Regions from separate parts of the Homo sapiens genome. Here region 2 is linked to region 1. A link is an interaction called in ENCODE POLR2A ChIA-PET data of the cell type or tissue named here. Cell type or tissue: OCI-LY7. All regions are shown on one strand.

The links. Peaks named below come from ENCODE experiments on the same cell type or tissue, not always from the same donor. Only the 100,000 strongest peaks of a DNase experiment are listed, where the experiment ranks them.
Region 2: POLR2A ChIA-PET joins it to region 1 with 6 read pairs; 2 of 35 experiments call an interaction of 5 or more read pairs at or near these places.

What each region holds. Positions count from the first base shown.
Region 1 is chr17:66,701,465-66,709,464 of GRCh38, forward strand. The region is part of intron 8 of PRKCA (protein kinase C alpha); the gene reads left to right. Among named protein-coding and RNA genes, the nearest start is that of MIR634, 82 kb to the right of the region's middle. In OCI-LY7, no CTCF peak of the experiment used is centred here; DNase peaks (open chromatin) are centred at 3,917, 4,567 and 4,827; H3K4me3 peaks cover 1,652 bases; H3K27ac peaks cover 3,159 bases.
Region 2 is chr17:66,604,087-66,612,086 of GRCh38, forward strand. The region is part of intron 3 of PRKCA (protein kinase C alpha); the gene reads left to right. Among named protein-coding and RNA genes, the nearest start is that of MIR634, 180 kb to the right of the region's middle. In OCI-LY7, no CTCF peak of the experiment used is centred here; no DNase peak of the experiment used is centred here.

The DNA.
Region 1 (8,000 bases):
CTAAAAAGTTTCTGCACAGCAAAGGAAACAAAGCAACAAAATTAAAAGGCAACCTGTGGAATAGGAGAAAATATTTGCAAACTGTATATCCAATAAGGGTTTAATATCCAAAATGCATAAGGAACTCATATAATACAACTCAAAGGCAAAAATAAAAAAGAAAACCCACAGATTTTAAAATGGGCAAAAGACCTGAATAGACATTTTTCAAAATAAGACATACAAATGGCCAACAGGTAAAGGAAAAGGTGCTTAATGTTGCTTATCAGGGAAATTTAAGTCAAAATTGTCAAAATTATAATGAGGTATCCCTGCAGACCTGTTAGAATGGCAGTTATCAAAAAGTCAAAAGATAAGTGTTATTGAGGATGTGGAGAAAATGATATACACTGTTGGTGGGAATGTAAATTGGCATATCAGTTATGGAGAGACAGTATGGATGTCTCTTAAATACTTGAAAATAAAGCTACCATACGATCCAGCAGTCCTGATTCTGGGTATATATCCAAAGGAAATAAAAATCACTGTCCCAGAAGAGATATCTGTACTCTCAAGTTCCTTGCAGCATTATTCACAATAGCCAAGATATGGAAACAGTGTGTTCATTAATAGATGAATGCATAAAGAAAATGTCTGTCACATACATATCTCATTTATGTGTGTGCATATTCATATATATATATATACACACACACATATATACATGTAAAGGCTCAATTGTGTATACACATATATGTATATGTGTGTATGTGTGTGTATATGTATATATAATTGAGTCTTTAAAAAGAAGAAACATTTGTAACGCATGGATGAACCTGGAGGACATTATCATATTATCATCTAAGTGAAATAAACCAGACACAGAAACACAAATAGTGCATGTTTTCACTTATATGTGGAATCTTAAGAAAGTCAAACTCACAGAAACAGAATAGAAGTGTGGTTACCATGGGTTGAGCAGGGTGTTGGAGGAATGAGGAGATGTTGGTTAAATACAAACTTTCAGCTTTAAGATGAGTAAGTTCTGGAGAGCTAATGTACAGCATGGTGACCAATAATAATAATGTGTTTTTATACTAGAAATTTGCTGAGTAGATCTTAAAGATTCTCACCACACACACACAATGGTAACTGTAAAGTGACAGATATGTTAATTAGTTTGATTGTAGTAATCATTTCACAGTGGATATGTACACAAAACATCACATTGTATACCTTAAACAATGACTAATACCATTTTGTTAGTCATGCCTCTATACAGGGATGCCTTCTGAAAATGTATCACTAAGAGATTTCATCATGCAAACATCATAGAGTGTATTTACACAAGCATAGATGGTATAACCTATTCCACACTTAGGCTATAGGGTGTAACCTATTGCTTCTATGCTATAAACCTGTACAGATGCTGACTGCTGTAGGCAACTGTAACACAATGCTAAGTATTTGTGTATCTAAACATAGAAAAGGTACAGTAAAAATACAATATAAAAGAAAAAAAGTGGTACACTAGTATAGGGCACTTACCCTGAATGGAGGTTGCAGGACTGGAAGTTACTCTGGGTAAGTGAGTGAGTGGTGAGGGAATGTGCCAGAACAATACTGTAAGCCACCACAACACTTAGGCTACACTCAATTTATTTTTAAAATCTTCTTTCTTCAGTAATAACCTTAGCCTACAGTAACTATTTTACTTTATAAACTTTTAAAAAAGTTTTGACTCATAATAACACTTAAATAACACTTAAAACACAAATACATTGTATAGCTGTACAAAAATATTTTTATCTCCTTATTCTATGTCTATTTAAAAATTTAAAATTTTTTTTCTGTTAAAAAATTTTTTTTTTGACCCTACACAGGTCAGGATCATCCATATGGCTGTCCCTCACCTCTGCATCTTGTCCCACTGGAAGGTCTTCAGGGGCAGTAATACACATGGAGCTGTCATCACCCCTGATAACAATGCCTTCTGGAATACCTCCTGAAGGCTCTGCCTAAGGCTGTTCTACAGTTAACTTTTGTTTTAATAAGTAGAAAAAAATAAGACCTGATGTGGTGGCTCATGCCTATAATCCCAGCAAGTTTGCCAGGCCAAGGCGGGTGGATCACCTGAGGTTAGGAGTTCAAGACCAGCTGGGCCAACATAGTGAAACCGCATCTCTACTAAAAATACAAAAATTAGCCAGGCATGGTGGTGAGAGCTTGTAATCCCAGCTACTTGGGAGGCTGAGGCAGTAGAATCACTTGAACCCAGGAGGTGGAGGTTGCAGTGAGCTGAGATCGTGCCATTGCATTCCAGCCTGGGTGACAGACCGAGACTCCATCTCAAGAAAAAAAAAAATAGAAAAAATATACTCTTAAGATAACAATAAAAATATAGTATAGTGAATACATAAACCAGTTATATAGTCATTTATTATCGACTGTGATGTACTATACATAATTGTGCTGTATTTTTGTGTGACTGGCAGTACAGTACCTTTGTTTACACCAGCATCACCACAAACATGTAATGTGTTGTGCAGCAATGTTAGTGTCTGTGATGTAGACATCACTGGGTAATAGGAAATTTTCATCTCCATGATAATCTTATGGGACCACCATCATTTATGCAGTCCATCGTTGACCAAAATGTCATTGTGTAGTGCCTGACTATAAAACCTTTTTCTACATTTATAATCTCAGCAAAGTTAAAAAAAAAAAAAAAACAGGAATAGGTTAAGTTCAGAACTGGGCTTGAATTTAAAATCCCCACTATTAACACCACCACTATTGATTTGGTTTCACTTAAACATCATCTTCTGTCCCATAAATTAGTGCTGTTATTTGGAAATGTGTCTATAACACTTCGCTCAATTTTAATTTGTATCTTTATTATAGCTTTAGAGTTGTTAGTGTACTAGTACATATATTAAGGCTTATAGTTATCTGTACATACATATTCTACTAACTCTATAATAAAATTTGTTAACACATGGAGCAAAAAAATAATCTCAAGCTAGCTTAACAATGGCTTCTGTCCAAACTAGACCCCCAGTAATATTGGGATGACTGAAGTCTCATGCAGAGAAATATGTGTGTCTTCACAGTTCTTATATTTGTGACCATTCAGAACTATATGAAGATATAAGCCAAAAGAAAATTGGTGATCTTGAATGAGCTGTTTTGTGAGGATTATAAGTCCAGATACTACAGGAAGTATCACCCTGGATTCAGATTGCCTGAAAAATCAAATGTGTATCTGTTTTTACTTATTCAAGAGAAATATTTTGAGATTATCCTTCTTACTAATTAACAAATTAATATGATCCAATTAAACTATAATTAAGGTACTTAAATCAACAAAGATGAGACTCTGTTGCTAGGTTATATGTGGAAAGAGCAAGCAAGCATTTTTCTCTTTTATCAGAATTAGATTTTCCCAAAGCCTCCACTGTCTTTGAAGACTTTATCTAGTTCAGAATGCTCTCTTCCAGTTGGGGGAAAAATAAAACCACAAAACACAGTTCACTAGAGACCCTCAGATAAATTGTAGCTATTTGTTGATCTGATCAGCCCTGCCACGGTTACTATGGAAACCAGAGTACTTTCAGATGACCTTTTAGACACAAAACAAAAAAATCTATGTGCCCCAATATGCTCTCTGCTTTTTTGTCCCTAAATAGCTTACTTAATTACTTCCTTAACTGTGTGATGTTAAGGGGGAAAAAAATCTATAAAATGCACAGCAGTTGAAAGAGATATTTTAAGGCTTATCCTTCAGCTTTGTCTTAGAAGCAAAGTCTTAAACTGATATAGGAGACAGGTTAGTAGTAGAAATCATTTTCAAACACTCATTAGATCACTGCCAACAGAGGTTAACCTGGCATTCAGCTGAGCAGACCCAAAGGAAGCAAGACAGCCTCTGAAAGCAACTGTACAGAATTTCTCATGAGTCTGTAAGGGAGGGTGCATGCATTTATATTAGAGTGCTGGCAGCATGCTTTCAGTTTAATTTGTCTCGAGGAAATAATTTTGTTGGGAAACCAAAAAAGATTGTGCATTCTAGTTGTCTGTCTAATGAATTCCTGAAACAGCATAAAAGCCCTGTGTCTTGTAGTTACAGGGATGGCCTTGTGGGTGGATGTTGCTGGTTGAAGAAATATTAGTTAATATCACACAAGCCTGTTATTAAATGTTAGAGGCAGCTTTGCAAATGTCCCCAGGCCCTGGTACCCACAGGGGATGAGCAGGTACCAAGGGTGCCACCCTTCATTTACAGGAACTGGAAGGAGGGAAGACAGAGCCGATGTCCACTGGCACTAGCATGAACATGGCAGCTAAACATTGGCACAAGTCTTCATGGCTCTATCTCAAGCACCTAAGAGGAAATTAAAGCCCCCTAAAATAAAATTAAGGGACCTAGAATAAGGGTGACACCAAACATAATGCTATTTGTTGTTTTCCCCAAAAAACATGCCCTACAGAGAATTAAGATTGCCTGTCCCTGGAGCGGTAAATCGCAAGGGTTCTGACCTCCCTGGGTATCCTGAAAGAGGAAGTGGCGAGCAGCTTGAGCTCTAGATCTTGCACCTCCAAGTATGGGAGCTGATTAATAATGCAGAGGTTCAGAGCCCAGCCCAGCCTCTGACCCAGTCAGAATATTATTTTAACAAGGTCCCCAGGTGATTCCTGAGCCCATTAAAGTTTGAGAAATGCTGGTCAAGAAGATGAAACCTGTTGACTGATGAGTAAACAAATTCAGTCTCCTGTGGTCGTAAAGACAGCAAGGATAGACTTCATCACCCCCAGTACCCATATTAAATAGCGAAGGGATCAGTGAACTGTGACCCACACCCAACCACCTGCTTTTGTATATACAGTCTATGAGCTAAGAATGGTTTCAAGGCTGGGTGCGGTGGCTCACGCCTATAATCCCAGCACTTTGGGAGGCCGAGGCAGGCAGATCGCAAGGTCAGGAGATCGAGACCATCCTGGCTAACACGGTGAAACCCCGTCTCTACTAAAAATACAAAAAAAAAAAAAATTAGCCAGGCATGATGGCAGGCACCTGTAGTCCCAGCTGGAGGCTGAGGCAGGAGAATGGCATGAACCCGGGAGGCGGAGCTTGCAGTGAGCCGAGATCACGCCACTGCACTCCAGCCTGGGCGACAGAGTAAGGCTCTGTCTCAAAAAAAAAAAAAAGAGTGGTTTCAGGATTTTTAAGTGGTTGAAAAAAAGAAGGATATTTGCGAGACATGAAAATTTGGTGAAATCCAAAATCTGGTGCCTATAAATAGATTTTTATTAACACAACTACATTCATTCATTCGTGTGTTGTCCACAGCTGTTCCTTTGCTACCACGGCAGAGTTGAGTCCCTGCAAAAGAGACTGCATGGGCCTCAAAGCCTAAATGTATGCCCTCTGGTCCTTTACATAAAAAGTTTGTGACCTCTGGGTTAATGGAATAATAGGGTATTCAAACTGGGAGAGATGTTTAAGATTGTGTTTGTTGATGGGGAAACAAAAGCAAAAGGGAGTGTGTTCAAAGCTTGTTAGTGCAGGACCCAGACCTCCTGTGTGAGTTGATGCTTCTGTCTCATACCCTGTCCCTTCCCACACACCCTTCCCTATGACACCCCCTTTTCTGACTCCTCTCCATTCATCCACCATGCTCATTAATGCATCTCAGCCCATGCTTGTGCTCCTTGGAAAGACCCTCCCTTCTCCTCCACTTCCGTCAGTCCTAGGCTTTTCAAATCCTACAAGTCCCTTTATGTGGTTCTCTGGCCTCTTAAAATTGCCTTGACTTATGCAGTCTAAAGACTACTCACTTGCCAGACACACCTGTAAGATGTGTCACCTTCCTGATTCCAGAGTAAGAACCTCAGGCCCTCCTCTGAATACTTTGAAGTCTAAACATCAGGCCCATGAGGAGTCCACCCTTCACCTGCACTTTTTTGACAGCCCAGAGGAAGGTGTCTGAGCCAACATCTTTATGAGGCTGGTTGGAGGCCTTCAGGGGAGAGGCCATTTTAGAGCCACGAGAACCTCCCTTTCTTCCTCTAGCAGTTGTGTAAAACTCACGTGTGTGACAAATCTGGTTGCTCTTGAAGATGGACCAGTTTCTTTCCCATACATTTTATGGTTCCAGAAATCAGTAATTCTGGACATTTCTAACTGGTGGATGCTGCATCTACTCTGTGTCAAGCACTGTCCCTGGGGCTAGAGACAGAACCTTGCTCTTGGGAACATTGTGGAGTAGTACTAAGGGATATGAGACCTTGTACCTTATCTCCACTTTCTGGAAACGACCCCTGACCCTCATAGTGGAGGGAAGCTTACACCCTGTCTCCTAAACAGTAGCTAGCCTAGATCAGCGGGAGTCTGACCCAGGCCACAAGTCAGTTCTTTGTCCACGTAGCAGTATCTCCAGCTCTTGAGATGCTGAGTAAGCCTCACTGCTGAAAAGATTATGGCTCGCCTGATGTAACATGGCTTTTATAGGCAGCTAGAACCACAGAGGCCTCAGAGAATTCAAAATCACAGCTCCCTACATGGGGTCCAGGAACGTGTGGCCAAGGTGCTCATGGTGTTGTATTTTGGTTTTAGTTTGTTTTCAGGGATGAGGCCTCTTTGCCCATTAGGACTGTCGCCATGATGTACACATGATGGTGGCACTTCCCAGTTCATCAGGCCGACCAAGTGGGGCCATAGATGTCCTTGTTCAGGAATTCAGGGAACTCGGTGGCTGTCGTGTCTTCAGCACTTAATTGAAAACGAAGTGGTTAACATTTGGCACTAGTGCAGCTTCCTGCCATTTGCCACTTTCACCTTGAGCAGAGGTGTTTTGCTTCCTCATCTCCCTTCCCAGCATCCAGGTGTGTGGTCCGGGAAGGATTCCCTGGGACCTCTTGCAGATGTGTAGAGCAAGAGGTGCTGTGCGTATCTGGGCTGGGTCACTTCAGCCTTTCCTTTGATTTTTTTTTCCCAGAGAAGATTTGGGATGGTTTGTCATGTCCAAGTGTGAAACAGCCTTAGAGTTCTTTCTAGGTCCATTTGAGTCTAAGAATAACTACCCAGTGGCTGCCGGAAGGCTGTGAAGCCACATAGCAATTGTATCAAGGTGTCTCTGCTAAATGTTTTTTGTCTCCCTGTAGAAAGAAGCAGGTGACCTATTGCAGATGGCAGTTGGAGATAGGAACCTCCTAAAGTCATGCCATATACTTCTCAGGGCATCCCAGCTACTCAATACAGAGTACCCTATGCCTATAGATATCCAAGCAAAGATCAGGCAACCCTCTGAGAAAGATGTAGGAGAAATGCCTGATTAAATTTCCTCTAAGGCTCTGTCCAATACCAAGATTGCAATAAGGGTGTTTTTGTTGCTATTGTTAGTTCCCTTTAATCTTGATGTGGATTAAGATCGCTATCCTAAAATAGAGTTTTTGGGGTTGGAACAAAATGGCCTATTTTAGGAACAATCATAAATGGATTTGTGATTACTGACTTTTAAAGGCCCATAATGATAAATTGGAATAGAAGATAACCCATACCTGGTAAAAGAGATGCAAAACTCATGATTTGACTAGTTTCTCATTTTAGTAGACAAAGCCTTACTGAGCACGTAGGATTGGTTTGCCTCTGATCTCCTCTGTTCAGGTTCAGGGCTGTGATGACCCATTCAGGCTGTGGGATTTTGGTTCAGAAATCTGATCATCTGATCCCTCTCAAATTCTCTCCTGGAAGCCACCTCTCACTGCTTATGAAGTTGGGGGATTACCCCTATGAATCCTTGTAGAGAAGTCTCACCTTCATGAATCCTTGTAGAGAAGTCTCTTTTGAGATGATTTCTTTTTTTTTTTTTTTTTTTTTTTTTTTGAGATAGAGTGTTGCTTTTGTTGCCTAGGCTGGAATGCAGTAACACAGTCTCAGCTCACTGCAACCTCCACTCCCGGGTTCAAGCAATTCTCCTGCCTCAGCCTCCCAAGTAGCTGGGACTACAGGCTTGAGCCAC
Region 2 (8,000 bases), 97 kb before region 1:
CGCTCCCTGCCTCTCCTTGGTGATCGCCTCTGGAACAGAATTTTGCTGTTAGGAGCCACTCCTGTCAACAGGATTTCCCAGAGTGTGTTAAAAGAAAAAGCAAATGGATAATAGCTCTAAATAAGAACTTGCTTTGGGTAAGCTTTGGTGACATCTGCAAGAAAAAAAAAAGTGGCCTGGGAAACAGGGAGGGTTCCTGGCATAATAAACATTTTCTTAAACCTTTATGCAAATCCCAGATTAGTAGATATTGCGGGAGTCAGTTTCTAAAAGAAAACTTGATTTCCGAAGGCCATGCACAGTTATTCTGTTTCTCCATGTGTTTTGTTTGTAAGAGGAAAACAGTGGAATAGAGAATGTTTGCCACAGCCAAGGTTTTCTCTAGTCCCTTTGGTAGGTGGAAACCAAGTGCTGGATGAAATTGTGTCTGGATGCTGAATAAAGACATGGTTTGCTGAATTCATTTTGGCAGCATACACTGAGGACAAAGCACCAGTGTACAACCACACTACTTAATTAGGATTCTCTGAAGACATGCCAATAGCATCTGCTCAGAAGTAGTGCTGCAAAAAGATTAGTCTTGATTTTGAGTATGACTTGATTTAGCCAGATGCATAGGCCCACTTCTTTAAAAGAAAGTCCAAATTTATCTTCTGTGTTCTTTGAGGGAGTGACAACCTAGAATCAGCTTGAAACATAAAATGTGCAAAGTAAAATTTTTACAATTATGATTGCACTTCTAGGATTTAGTAAACCTTTAACCACCAAGAGACTGGACTTGGGGGTGCGTTGCCTGTGATAGGATGCCAAGTTGTTTCTTGGCAGAAACATGGAGATTGTTAAACCAGGATGGTAAAGAGTGACTTTGTCTGTGTCAGCTACTCTGAAGCTATCCCTGAGTCCCCTGGAAGACATAAGCATCCCTTCCTCCATGACCCCAAGGCTCCTTGTGAATAATACCACATTAGAGCACTTGTCACGTCATGGTGGAATTTTCATGTGTACATGGGGTTTCATGTACACACGTGTGTATGTAAAGGGCACAGACTGCATTGTTTTATTCCAAGCATGGGGCCAATGTATTGCAGTAACAAGGACAACCTTTTATTAGATGGCTACTGATCACAGTGAGAAAGGCATTAGCACCATTTCACAACTGAGGACCAAGTAGTTTAGAATTCCCTCTGGTCACTCAACTCATAAGTGGACCCATGAGACCTGTGGGACTCCAAAGCTGGTGCTTTTCTCATTAGAACATGATTTCCATGTTGGTGGGAATACACCATATGTCTCATAAAAGAGTTAATTATCAAAATCACAATGACATTCTTCACACTCACTGGGATGGCCATGATCAAAAAAGATAATAGTAAGTGTTGATGAGGATGTGGAAAAATTGAAAACCTTGTAACTTCTGGAATGTACATTGGTACAGCTCCTTTGGAAGAGTATTTGGCAGTCACTCAAAAAGTTAAAGTTGCCATAAGACCCAACAATTCCTCTTCTAGGTATATACCGAAGAGAATGAAAACATATGTTCTTACAAAAATTAATACAAGAAGGGTCATAGCAGCATCATTCATAGTAGCCAAATGTCCATCAGCTGATGAATGGCTAAGTAAGTGTGATATATTCGTGCAGTTGAACATGATTAGGCAACAAAAAGGAATGAAATACAACACATGCTGCAACATAGATGGACCTCAGAGACATCCTGCTCCGTAAAAGAAGCCAGACGCAGAAAGTCACATATTGTATGATTCCATTTATGTGAAACATCCAGAATAAGCAAATCTGTATAGACAGAAAGTAGGTTAGTGGTTACCTAGGGCTGGGGATGGGGAGCATTTGAAGGGGATTGAGGAGGAACTGCTAATGACTTTGAGGTTCCTTTTTGAGATGACAAATTGTGATAATGGGAGCACACTGTATTAAAAACCATCGAACTGTATACTTTAAGTAGATGAATTGTCTGGTATGTGAATTGTATCTCAAAGCTGTATATAAAAAATAATTAATGAGGCCAGATGTGGCTGCTCATGCCTGTAATCCCAGCACTTTGGGAGGCTGAGGTGGGCGGATCACGAGGTCAGGAGATCCAGACCATCCTGGCCAACATGGTGAAACCCCGTCTTTACTAAAAATACAAAAATTAGCTGGGTGTGGTGGCACGTGCCTGTAATCCCAGCTACTCGGGAGGCTGAGGCAGGAGAATCGCTTGAACCCGTGAAGCAGAGATTGCATGCAGTGAGCTAAAATTGCACCACTGCACTTCAGTCTGGTAACAGAGTGAGACTCCGTCTCAAAAAAAATAATAAAATGAAGTTAAACCAAAGAAATACCAGGAGACAGTAACATTAAAGAAGTCTGAAAGAGCTCATACGAATGTATAAGGACCCCAGTAGATAAACTGGCAAAATAATTCTAAAAGAGAGCTTACAGTAGAGGGAATATAATTACCACACAGACAAATGGAAAACATTCTGGTTCTTTAACAAAGATATTAAAATTAGAAAAATAAAGTACTGTAATATTTCTCACATATTTAATTAGCAAAGCATTTTAAAAATGATTATCAATTGCTGGGAAAGAGAGCAATATTTTTCTATGTTTCAGGTTATATCGTAAATTGATACTACTCTTAGAAATCAGTGGCCATATATATCAAGAGTTGTAAAACATTTGTGGCTATTCTATTTTTAGAAATCTCTTCTAAAACATACAAAAATATAAAAATGAAAGACTAATGATGCAAATTATGACTCATTTATGTGGTCATTTAAAAATTAGAAAAATAAAAATTCAGTTACTAAGATTTTAAAGTTATATGTACTGTAAGTATAACTTACAGTAAAAAACAGGCAAGTTTAAAATTACTGAAAGGAAATAATTAAAATGACCCAGCGATGGAGTTGTGGTGGAGTTCTGGGAAATTTTTTCATTTCTTATTTTGTAATGCAATTACTTTTAAGTTTTAAAACATTTTTATAAATAGACCTTATATTTCTAAGAGTTATGCTTCCTAGAATATTAAGTTTTTGCAGATTATTTCAATCGGTAAAAATCAAAAGATGCCGGCTCTCTTGGCTGACCTTTAAATTAAAATACTAATGAAGCATTTATTACCATAAGAGAAAAATATGCTTAAAACACCTTTCATTAATTGTACTTTTGCCAAACCACTCTAGAGTTGAATGATTCTCTTTCTTTCCCAATTTACATAGTTCTGTGGGAAAAAATCGGACATACAGTGAGTTAAGTGGAGAATTGTTGCAAGCAAGCCATGAACTGCCTTTTAAAAGCTTGTCCTTTTGAGGGGAAGAGACATGGATTCTCCACTTCATCCCCTCAGTTAAACAAAAATCTGAGCCTTGCATATTTAAAGATAAAAATATACTTAATTTTTAAAGTTATTGTTTTGGTCCAGTTTAGAAAATACCACCTCATTTTCTCCTCCCTTATGTCTTGATATTGATCCCAAAGAATGTGCGTCAAACTAAGAAAGTTAATTTTCATGTAGCAACATCTGGTTCCTTAGCCAATTCAGGGAACTCTTGAGTGCTTATGCTCAGAGCTTTTGCTGCTGTTTCTAGATTCCACCCTCTGTTAGCTTCTCACAAGCAGTCCGGTATTTGGTAGAGTGTGGGGGGCCGGGGGCTCATGAAGTCAGATTCCAACGTGCAGGGTTTGTTTGAGATGCCTGTAGGATCAACCAGGTTTCACCTCTGGATGTATGTTTAATTCAGTGGACGTTGTCATTTTGATGGCACATACCCTTCAGTAAAAAGAGGTTAAAAGTATTCTAAAATGAGGTGGTGGATTATCTGTTTGGGTAGCTACATGGTCTCTGAAGTCTCTTCCATTTTAAGATAAAATTGCCAAAGACAGTTTTTACAAGTTTGGAACTTTCTGAGTGGGTGATACGCATTAGGGTTTTGGTGGTGCTGATTATTGCATCCAGAGGTTGGCCCTGACTTCTGTCGTCTGCTGGTCTTGGAATACATTGAAGCACACCGATTGGAGCACACCGACTGAAGCACACCGATTGGAGCACACCGATTGGAGCACACTGACTGAAGCACACTGATTGGAGCACACCGATTGGAGCACACCAATTGGCTTTTGCTTTTGGAGCTTGGTTATTGTGCAGTGTTCCCACTTACCTAATCATCACTTTGTTGGTGGTGGAGTGGAGGGCCTCACTCTGGTTCCAAGCAAGTCATTAGAATGATCTACAATTTGCAGTTCTAAAATCAGGAAAACTTGGGGTTTCTCCAAAGCCTGCATTAAACAGAACTTTTTCTTTCTTGAAGGTCCAGATCCATACTTAAATTTTACTTAAATTTTAATGAGTAATATTTTCCCATCAGTGGCCTAACGCACTATAAATTATGTATGCTGCACATTAAATTCATTTTTATTTTTTCACAAACTGGACTTAATGGCATTTGTTGTTTTGTATACCCTATACGATAGAAATTTGTTGCTGAAAAGGAATTCAGGGGTCCTCCAGATCACTGGTTTCCAAACCTGACTCTTTAGGAAGAAAACAAACAAAAATCCTCCAGTTTCGTTATGGACGTGATGAATGAGACACCCACGGAGTATGGCCCAGGAATCTGTTCTCATAAAGGTCTCCAGGAAGGTTGGGAAGGAGGAGGGAAGAGCGTAGAGCTATTCTCCCTGAAAAGAAATAGGCCAAGAGTTGATTGTTGTGTTAGCTGGTAATGGGTACTTAGGGATCCATTATTCTCTCTGCTCTTTGCATGTATTTGAAATTTTCCATAATGAAAAGACTTTTAAAAAAGATTAAATAACAGCTTCCCAGGTGATCCTGAAAATCAGCCAGGTTTGGGCAGCACAATCAATCCGCCTCTCCCCCTTAACAGGTGAGAACAGGAAGGCGAACGAGGCCATGCAGTTTGCGTGAATGAAGAACTCATATAGGATCTAGAACTCCTGTTTCTGCCCCATAGGCCTAAGCCCTTAACTCCTCATGGCCTCCTCAGACTAATCATTTTGCTGACCTTCTTAGCATTTTAAAAGAGAATTAATAAATCTGACTTGTATGATTCACTTACTTTTTTTTAAACACAGAGGAGTGTTGAGTGTTTTTGAGATGTTTTTCTTTCTTCACACATTTTTCTAAGATCCTTTTAAACCCATTCCATTGGACTTCAAGGTAGCTATTGGCTTTTCAAACATAGGTTACGGGGCTACTACTTTGCCGCTAGTTAGTGTGTGAGGCCACTGGTAAATGAATGAATGAATGAGCAGTAAAGGTGCTGAAAAGTGTAATGCGTGTCTATATGAAGCAGTGTCTATTGAGCAAACCGGAGAGACCAGCTCCATCCTGGAAAATTAAAACAATGGTACTGTGACTTTGCCTATTGCCAATCATCGATCAGTCCTGTCGGTCTGACTTAACCTTCTAAAGCTCTTTACCACAGTGTATAGATAAGTTGCCTGTCATGTAAATATATCTTATTGATTTTGTCAGGCAGCTGGCCAGTTTTCTTAAAAATGTGTCAAATTGTCTGAATGATTTGACCAGAAACCCCGAGAGTCAACGTGAGGAGGAAAGAAAGAGGAAGGGAACGGGGAAAAAAAGGGAAGGAAAAAGACAAATACCACCTAATTGAGACTAAAGGAATGATCACTGGGGCTACCATGGCTTTTGTTTGGTTTTGGCAAGGCTTTATTTTATTTTTTTTTTACTGTCAGTGAAAACAAGAATTTGTATTGCAGGAAAAACAAACTAACAAGTGTTTTTTCCTACTGTACTCTCAACACAAAGTGCTTCTGGTCACCAAAATGTGGAGAGATGTTGCCCCCCACCCACACACAAAGCAACTCTCCAGCAGACACCAACCGGGTGTCCTATAGTTCAGTGTAATTCTGAGATTATCTACCTGGAGATAGCATCAGGTCCGACAAGATAAGGGTTCAGTCCCACAACACTGCCCCCCACCATCCCTGCTTCAGACACTACTCATAAGTACAGGTTACCCATAGCTGATGTCCAATTTAGCTACAAATTGACCCCCTTTTAGGGTTCTCTTGTTTGCTAGGACAGCTCGCAGAACTCAGGAATGCACGTTACTTACATTTACCAGTTTATTATCAAGGATATTACAAAGGATACAAATGAACAGCCAGGTGGAGGAGATGCACAGGGCAAGGGATGTGAGGAGGGGCCCAGAGCTTCCATGGCCTCCCCGGACCCACCATCAACAGAGCTTTCTGAACCCTGAAGTCCAGAGACTTTTATGGAGGCCTTCTCACACAGGCATGACTGATGATTCACTCCATCTCCAGACCCTCACCCCTTCCTGGAGACTGGGGAGCAGTAGAGCTAAAAGTTTCAAGCTTCTAGTCATGGCTTGGTCTTTCCAGTGACCAGCCTGTATCCAGGAACCCACCCAGAGTCACCCCATGATAACAAAAGACACTCCCATCACCCAGGAAATTCCAAGGGATTAGCTCTGTTTCAGGATGTTGGAAATGAGTGCTTGAGTCGCAAAGGAAATAACACTCGAACAGAAAATATCTCAGCAAAGCAAATTTACTTCTGCAGAAGGGTGCTTCCTGTTTCAGTCACGATCGCAAGAGCACACCGAACAAGGGAAGGAAGGGGTTTTTAACCCTAACTCAGTTCCTGTCTCTGTGTCCTTCCCCTATTGATTGGGGTTGGACTGCACAACCTAAGATCTAAGCTGACCCGACTGGCTACTGTTTGAAATTGCGGAGGGCTAGTTGGGTGGGAAAGGAGAGACTGTCCATTACAGTACAAGGCATGTCAGGGTGCAGCAAGAGCAGGAAGGGTGGTTTAAATACTAGAAACGAGAGTACAAGGAAGTTGGGCTTCAGAACAAAGAACAAGGACATTACAAGTTAAACCCTTTGAAGAGGAATTTTATCATCCCTGACAAGGAACTGGGGTCAAAGACCAAATATTAGAACAAAAAAGTCTCCTAACATCCCTGTTGCTCAGGAATTACAAAGATTTTAGAATCTCTGGGCCACGAACTGGGGGAGGAGTCCAAGTGAATATTTCTTATTATATCCCAGTATTGCTTTATTTTTGTTATAGATTTATCAAGATACAATTCATGTACCCATAAGCTTCACCCATTTAAAGTGTATAGCTCAGTGATTTTTTGTGTATGCCTAGAGTTGTACAAATGCTACCATAATCTAATTTTAGGATATATTCATCACCCCTAAAAGAAACTCTATACTTACTAGTAGTCATCTCCCTTTTCCCCATTATCCCGACCCTTGGCAACCACTAATCTACTTTTTGTCTCTATGGATTTGTCTATTCTGGACACTTCACATAAATGGAATAATACAGTAAATGGCCTTTTGTAACTGGCTTCTTGTATTGTGTTTTCAGGGTTCATCCATGTTGTAGCATGTCATAGTGCTTCATTGTTTTAATGGCCTAATAATACTCCATTGTATGGGTGTACCACATTTTGGTTATCCATCATCAGTTGATGGACATTTAGGTTGTCTCTACATTTTGGCTATTGTGAATAATTCTGCCATGAACATTACAGGTTTCATGTGGACACATGTTTTTTGTTTTCTTGGGTCTGTACCTAGGGGTAGAATTGCAGGGTCACATGTATTAAGCATTTTGAAGAACTGGCAGTTTTCTGAAGTGGTTACACCATTTTATGGTTCCTCTAGCAATGAGTTGAGGGTTCTGATTTCTCCACATCATTGCCAACATTCATAGTTACAGATCTTCTTGATTCTAGCCATCCTCATGGATGCAAAGTGGTACCTCATTGTGGTTTTGATTTGCGTTTCCCTATGGCTAATGATGTTGAACATGTTTTTATGTGTTTATTGGTCATTATATATCTTCTTTGGAGAGCATGTATTCAAATCCTTGGTGCATTTTTATAATGGATTTATTTATCTTACCATTGATGGGAAAAACACTTGTTTTATTTTACACATATCTCACTTTGTGAGTAAAAAAAAAA